Regions from separate parts of the Homo sapiens genome. Here region 2 is linked to region 1. Evidence: chromatin loops called from intact Hi-C (ENCODE). Cell type or tissue: chondrocyte. All regions are shown on one strand. Each heading gives the region's core, and the rest is flanking DNA. Links, peaks and the distances in the headings are about the cores only.

The links. Hi-C counts contacts between places; a loop is a spot of excess contacts. Peaks named below come from ENCODE experiments on the same cell type or tissue, not always from the same donor. Only the 100,000 strongest peaks of a DNase experiment are listed, where the experiment ranks them.
Region 2: it touches region 1 in a loop (4-fold over the local background); 31 of 110 quality-filtered maps call a loop at or near these places.

What each region holds. Positions count from the first base shown.
Region 1 is chr4:38,767,298-38,770,216 of GRCh38, forward strand. No RefSeq gene overlaps it. Among named protein-coding and RNA genes, the nearest start is that of TLR10, 14 kb to the right of the region's middle. In chondrocyte, for the core only: no CTCF peak of the experiment used is centred there; no DNase peak of the experiment used is centred there.
Region 2 is chr4:38,817,623-38,820,541 of GRCh38, forward strand. No RefSeq gene overlaps it. Among named protein-coding and RNA genes, the nearest start is that of TLR1, 14 kb to the left of the region's middle. RefSeq lists enhancers at 766-815, 836-945, 1,991-2,110. In chondrocyte, for the core only: no CTCF peak of the experiment used is centred there; no DNase peak of the experiment used is centred there.

The DNA of each region.
Region 1 (2,919 bases), core at 188-2,687:
ATGTCTTTATCAGCAACATGAAAATGGACTAATACACCCCCTTACAAGTAAAATCTGTATCCTTGATTTCCAACAATAAGCGCTGACACTGAAGGGGGCAGCCTTGGCAACAGAGGCCCTGCTGGACTTCAGAGGAGCAGAGGAGGCCAATCAACAAAGAAAATAAAATCAACACAGAAAGAAAATCCCTGGGGAGTGGACCTGTGCCAGGCACTGTTCTAGGCAGAGATAGAGACAATATCTGTGAGCAAAACAGAAAAAAATTTCTGCTCTAAAAGAGTTTGCATTCTAGTGGGGGAAGACAGGGAATCAGCAGGATAAAGAGAAAACTTAGAAGTAAACTTAGAAGATGGCAAATGCTATGGAGAAATAAAAAGCAAGGAAGGTGGACAAAGAGTGCTGCCATTTTCTACTAGGTCATCCAGGAAGTCTTCAACGGAAATGGGATTGGAGCAAAGATTTGAAGGGCAAAAAGAATACTGAAATAAACGTCTTGGGGAAAATGTGAATTGATTTAGAGTTCACTCCACTGGCTTTTCATTAAGTATTTCAAAATAATGACTAGAATGTGCATGTGTTGTTAGAGTATTAATAGTTACCCTTGAGGCTGCTTGGACACCACTAACAAGACAGATTCTGAAGACAAGAATCTCATTGTGAAGAGGCAGACATGGGCTGCTGTCGGGAGTTGTGCTAGCCAGGATCCCCCACCCAGCTTCCCTAACCATAATCCTGAACACCCCTACTGTTGGCTGCAACTTTGTCCTTGAACATCCAGAACGCAGTGTTGTCCAGCAGCTCAGAGCCCCCATCTGTGAAGGAGGGCAGTGTCTCAGCAGCTGGCTGTTGAATAGATGTACAGGTGTAGGCCACTTCCAGACCCACAGTCAGGAGTTTTTCATTGTGCTTGTCCCCTGGCAGGACTTCAGGATGCACTACCAGACCCACTCCCTATCTCAAGTGGGTCCTCAAGGAGCCCTGTCCAGGGTTAAAAGGATCAATGGCAGCAGCAAGTCATGGGTCACAGCACACCAGGTGGAAAATTGAGCTCAGGGACCAAGGTATGTATCCCCAGCAGGATGCTGGTGATTAAGTTGCCTTTGAAACCTCCAGGGGAGAACAGGCTCCCCATTATTCCCCATCCTTTACATAGAGAACATTTTCTGGCTCCTAGACCAGGGGTGGCTGATCTGAGGAGCAGCCCCCATTGCAAGTTACCGATGGCAAAAGAATGTTTTTTTCGGGGATAGAATCAGGTGGCAAATACAGGATGCTTTGGCCATGGAGGAAGACTGCAGAGAAAGCCTAGACCTCAAATGACTTTGGGGAATATAGACGGGATAATCAAAGTGCCCCATCCAGGGCTCTGTTCTTGAGAATTGCAATAGAAGGAATGAGAGAATAAAAATCAAATGCAAAAAGTAAAGGCCACTTGGTTGTGGATTGGAAGGAAAAACATTAGGAGTTAAAAGACTATGACCTTGGGCTTGGGTGGGCCATTTAAAATTCTAAAGCCTCAATTTCCCCATTTGAAAGTGAGAGTTATACTTGACAATCTCCAAATTCTCACCCACTTTTAATATGCCTAGTCTATGCTTCTCTTGAATGGTTCATCATAATAGATAAAGGAGTGAACTTTGGGGAACATTTGCCAAAATTTAGATGTAAAATTCCTTCTTCCCACTAATCTGTTGGGAATTCAAGGACTGCAATTCCATTTCAGTACAGCTCTCTTTGCCACATTTGCTGAGAGAATACAGACCATTCTCAACAACTCAACTGTTGACGTCCAGAAAGGATTGCAATTTATCTGTAGAGATGCTAAGAGATTGTGAAAGCCCCCTGAGGAATACACAGACAGACTTCACTTAAGAGTTCAGTTTCCTCGGGGAAAAAAATGAAACAAGCTCCAGGTTGACAAATGGCAAGGAAATAAAAAGGAACTTACAAGCTCCAGAGTCATTTTTAAAACATGATCGGAGTTCATGACACCGGCTGCTGTTACAGCATTCAGCCTGGGTATGCTCACTTCCGCATCAATGTCATGATTCAGAACAGTGGGTCTTTGTTGAAATCTGAAATTTCTTGGGTAAAAGTATATCATCAGGTTTGTATGAGGCTAGGTGTTACTTGTATTTCAAGCCTCAAAAGCAAATAACGTTCAACTCATGTAAAATTTATTTTTTCTGATTGTAATTCATAACAGTCAAAACCAAGCATATTAGGAAATGTTGGATGGTATTTAAGTTTCTGAGACAGGAACAGCAAAATGATTTGATAGGTAAGATTTAAGGATTGTCCAGCTGTGAAGTTGCTGAGAGCTCAGCCTAATGTGTTATTTTTAAACTTGTAATAAAACACATCTGTTTTGTAAATGGTATTGCTAAACTGAGGGTTCTAGCATGAAATAACTAAATCCTGGTGACTTTAGGGCTAATCTTACATTCTTCGTGTGTTCCAAGTTAATTAATTAAATGTGAATTAAAGCTGGATTAATTAATCAAAGGTGAATTCATTAAATAATTAAAGGTGAATTCATTAACTAATTAAAGGTGAAAGTCTCATTCTGAATAATTTACTCAAGATTTACCAACCCTTGTGCAGAATCGGTCTCACTCCTCCAGAAGCCAAGAATCACATTTACATCAGTGTCCTGCCCAGGAAGGCACCTTCCCCATGCTTTGTCTCCATTCCACTGTGGTTTCCTTGGGTTTCCCCTTCTGCCAGACAGACCATGGGCTCACCAGGGAAGAGAAAGAGAGATGCTCAGCCCCCAAGCTGCTAGACTCTAGCTCCTCAACTCCAGCTACTGGCTAAATGGTAGCATGGCCTGGCTTCTAGATTGACACCCAGTGCCCTCCCTGTACTCTCGGGTTGGCCTTCTTGAGTACAATTTTTAAAATAATCACTAGCATGAGG
Region 2 (2,919 bases), core at 198-2,697, 50 kb after region 1:
ATACTGTTTGTAATATGCTTTTCTTAACCTATAATCGATCATAAATATCTTTTCATGTCAGTAATTATCCATTTACAATTTCATGATTATTGGCTGGATAATATTCCTTTTTATTTATAATGCAATTTTTAATATTTTAGTTTATAATGCATTTTACCAATCTTCTGTTGTTGGACATTTAAATTGCTTCCAATTTTCACAATTAGAAACAATTCTGCAATAAGCAGCAATGTTTCCTTGGGATGTGTATGAACAATTACTTTTATTTTTATTTATTTATTTTTTTTGAGATGGAGTTTCGCTCTTGCTCCCCAAGCTGGAGTGCAATGGCATGATCTCGGCTCACCACAACCTCCACCTCCCAGGTTCAAGAGATTCTCCTGCCTCAGCTTCCTGAATAGCTAGGATTACAGGCACGCACCACCACGCCCGGCTAATTTTGTATTTTTAGTAGAGACAGGTTTTCTCCATGTTGGTCGGGCTGGTCTCGAACTCCCGACCTCAGGTGATCCACCCACCTCGACCTCCCAAAGTGCTGGGAATACAGGCATGAGCCACTGTGCCTGGCTGAACAATTATTTTTTTAATATATATTCTATAAAGTGGACTTTTTGAACCAATAGACATAAACCCATACCACTATTCTTTGCCTTTTTTTCTATTACTATAGATGAAATGTCTTTTTTATTAATTATTTAACCCAAATTTAGGATACTTTTTTTAGATTGCTCATCTGCCATATAATTCAATAGCCTATCAACAATGTGGTTTCTCTTCTCATCTGTTGGTTGTACTGATTACATAATAAGGTGTTGACTGGAACTTGTCCTATGACTTGGGTCCAAAACTGAAGACAAAGAAGTATTATGTACCACATTCTATACAAAGCTGCTAGCAACTGAAGCATGTCCCCCGGGGCATTCTAAGAAGCAGTAGAACCAGATAGCACTGTCCACAGCATCGCCTCACCCTACCTTCCCCCATTCACCTGAGAATGCTGGGGAGGGTGACAAGAGAGTCAGCAGCACCAGGAGATGAGTGTTAATGATGTAAGCCTGCAAGCTCTTCTCCCTATGCAAGAGATGACATCTCTTTCTCAAGCCAAGTGAAGGGGAAATAACAGTAAAATTACTCTTAGACACGGGACAGGCAGATCAGGCATTTCTTTCCTCAAGAGGATTCTTGTTTTGATGCAGCAATGTGTAGGATCACCCTCTGAGGTTGATCCCCCTGCCCATCTGAGCAGTATTAGAGAACATTACACGTGCCCCCTGGGGGTTCAGGAGTGTAAATTAGTAGAGCGACTGGTGTCTACTCTGTTGGAGATTTCCATTGGACCAACCCTTGCCAACTGGCAATTAGAGACTGTGGTATCAGGTACCTGGGAAAGGGGGTGTATCTCCACCTCAGCATCCCATGGGCCACACACACACAAAAAGGCACAGGAGGGCTTCATCAGCTCCTGTGGCTCCATGCAAGGGAGAATGGAGGCCATAGGATAAGACCAGAGCTATAGGAAACAGAGACATCTGGTCATCCTGAGCCCTTGAATGATTTTGTGGAATAGAGACAGCTTACCTATTCTAGACCTCTTAGCTATACTTTTTTCTATTATATGAGAAAGAAATAAACCTCAATCTTATTTAAGCCTCTGTATTTGAGGTCTCCCAGTCCTGCAGCTTAGACTGTACCTTAATCGACACAATTATAGAAAAGGATATCTGCCTTCTTACCACTCATCCTTGATCTCCACTTCAGGGAGCTAGATCTGGGAGAGGGAGGGGCAAGAAGAGTGTATCTCAGATAAACCATGCCTACCTCCAAAATATATGCCAAGGTTGAGCTACAGACCTAGCCTGTGACATGCAGAAAGAAGATGAGTTTTAGATGAAGATGGAGATTTAGAATTTTAAACTAGATTGGAGTATCAGTATCTCAAAAGGACTGCAGAAGTATTAAATCTGCTCAAGATATCACTAAGGAGTGACAAGAGGGGAATTTCAGAATCCAGTTGATGGAATGACTGAGAAAAATAAACACTACTTCACATTTGGACTAGATGATGTTGAGATTCCTCATAAACTAACCGTAATTGAAACTCTCAGAAAGTCCCTGTGGTTTTAGAAATCCCCTCAGGTCTTTTACTCCCTGTAGTTTAGTCTCATTCCTTTCTAATCAAACCAGTCCCCAGAAACCTAGACAGAAATACCTCCTCCTTTCCCCATATTTGTGGTCTCATTCTCTTTAAAACTCCCACACTCTCACCGTTTATATCCCGGGTCTCCATCCACTGTCTCTTTCCTGTGCTCTTACACCCATCCACTCTATTCTCTTTGCCTATTACTCCTTTCTTTGTACCTCTGACTTTCCAAGCAGCTTCTTTTAGAGTCTTCACTCTTTCCAGGATAACATTTCTTTTCTGCTGCCACACTCAACTGAGTCTCCAGGGCATCAGAGCTGGTCATGCCAACTCCAGAGGACTGGGTTGAATAGTGTCCTCCACCCAACCTCCAAACATTTATGTCCATTTATTTCAGATTTATTCTGAAATCTCAGAATGTGACCTCATTGAAAAAAGAGTCTTTGTAGATCTAATTAAGTTAAGGACCAAGATGTGATGGCATCAGATTAAGGAGGCTCCTAAATCCAACTAGAGTGTCCTTGTAAGAGACAGGAAAAAAAAGACAGAGACTTGGAGGAGAACACCATGTGAAGACACAGGCACAGATTATTGATTATTTAACCCAAATTTGGGATACATTTTTTTAGATTGCGCATCTGCCATGTATGTCAATAGCCTACCAATAATTTTGGTTTCTCTTCTCATCTGTTGGTTCTACTGATTACGTAATAGGGTGTTGACTGGAACTTTTCTTATGACTTGGGTCCAAAACTAAAGACAAAGAAGTATTATGTACC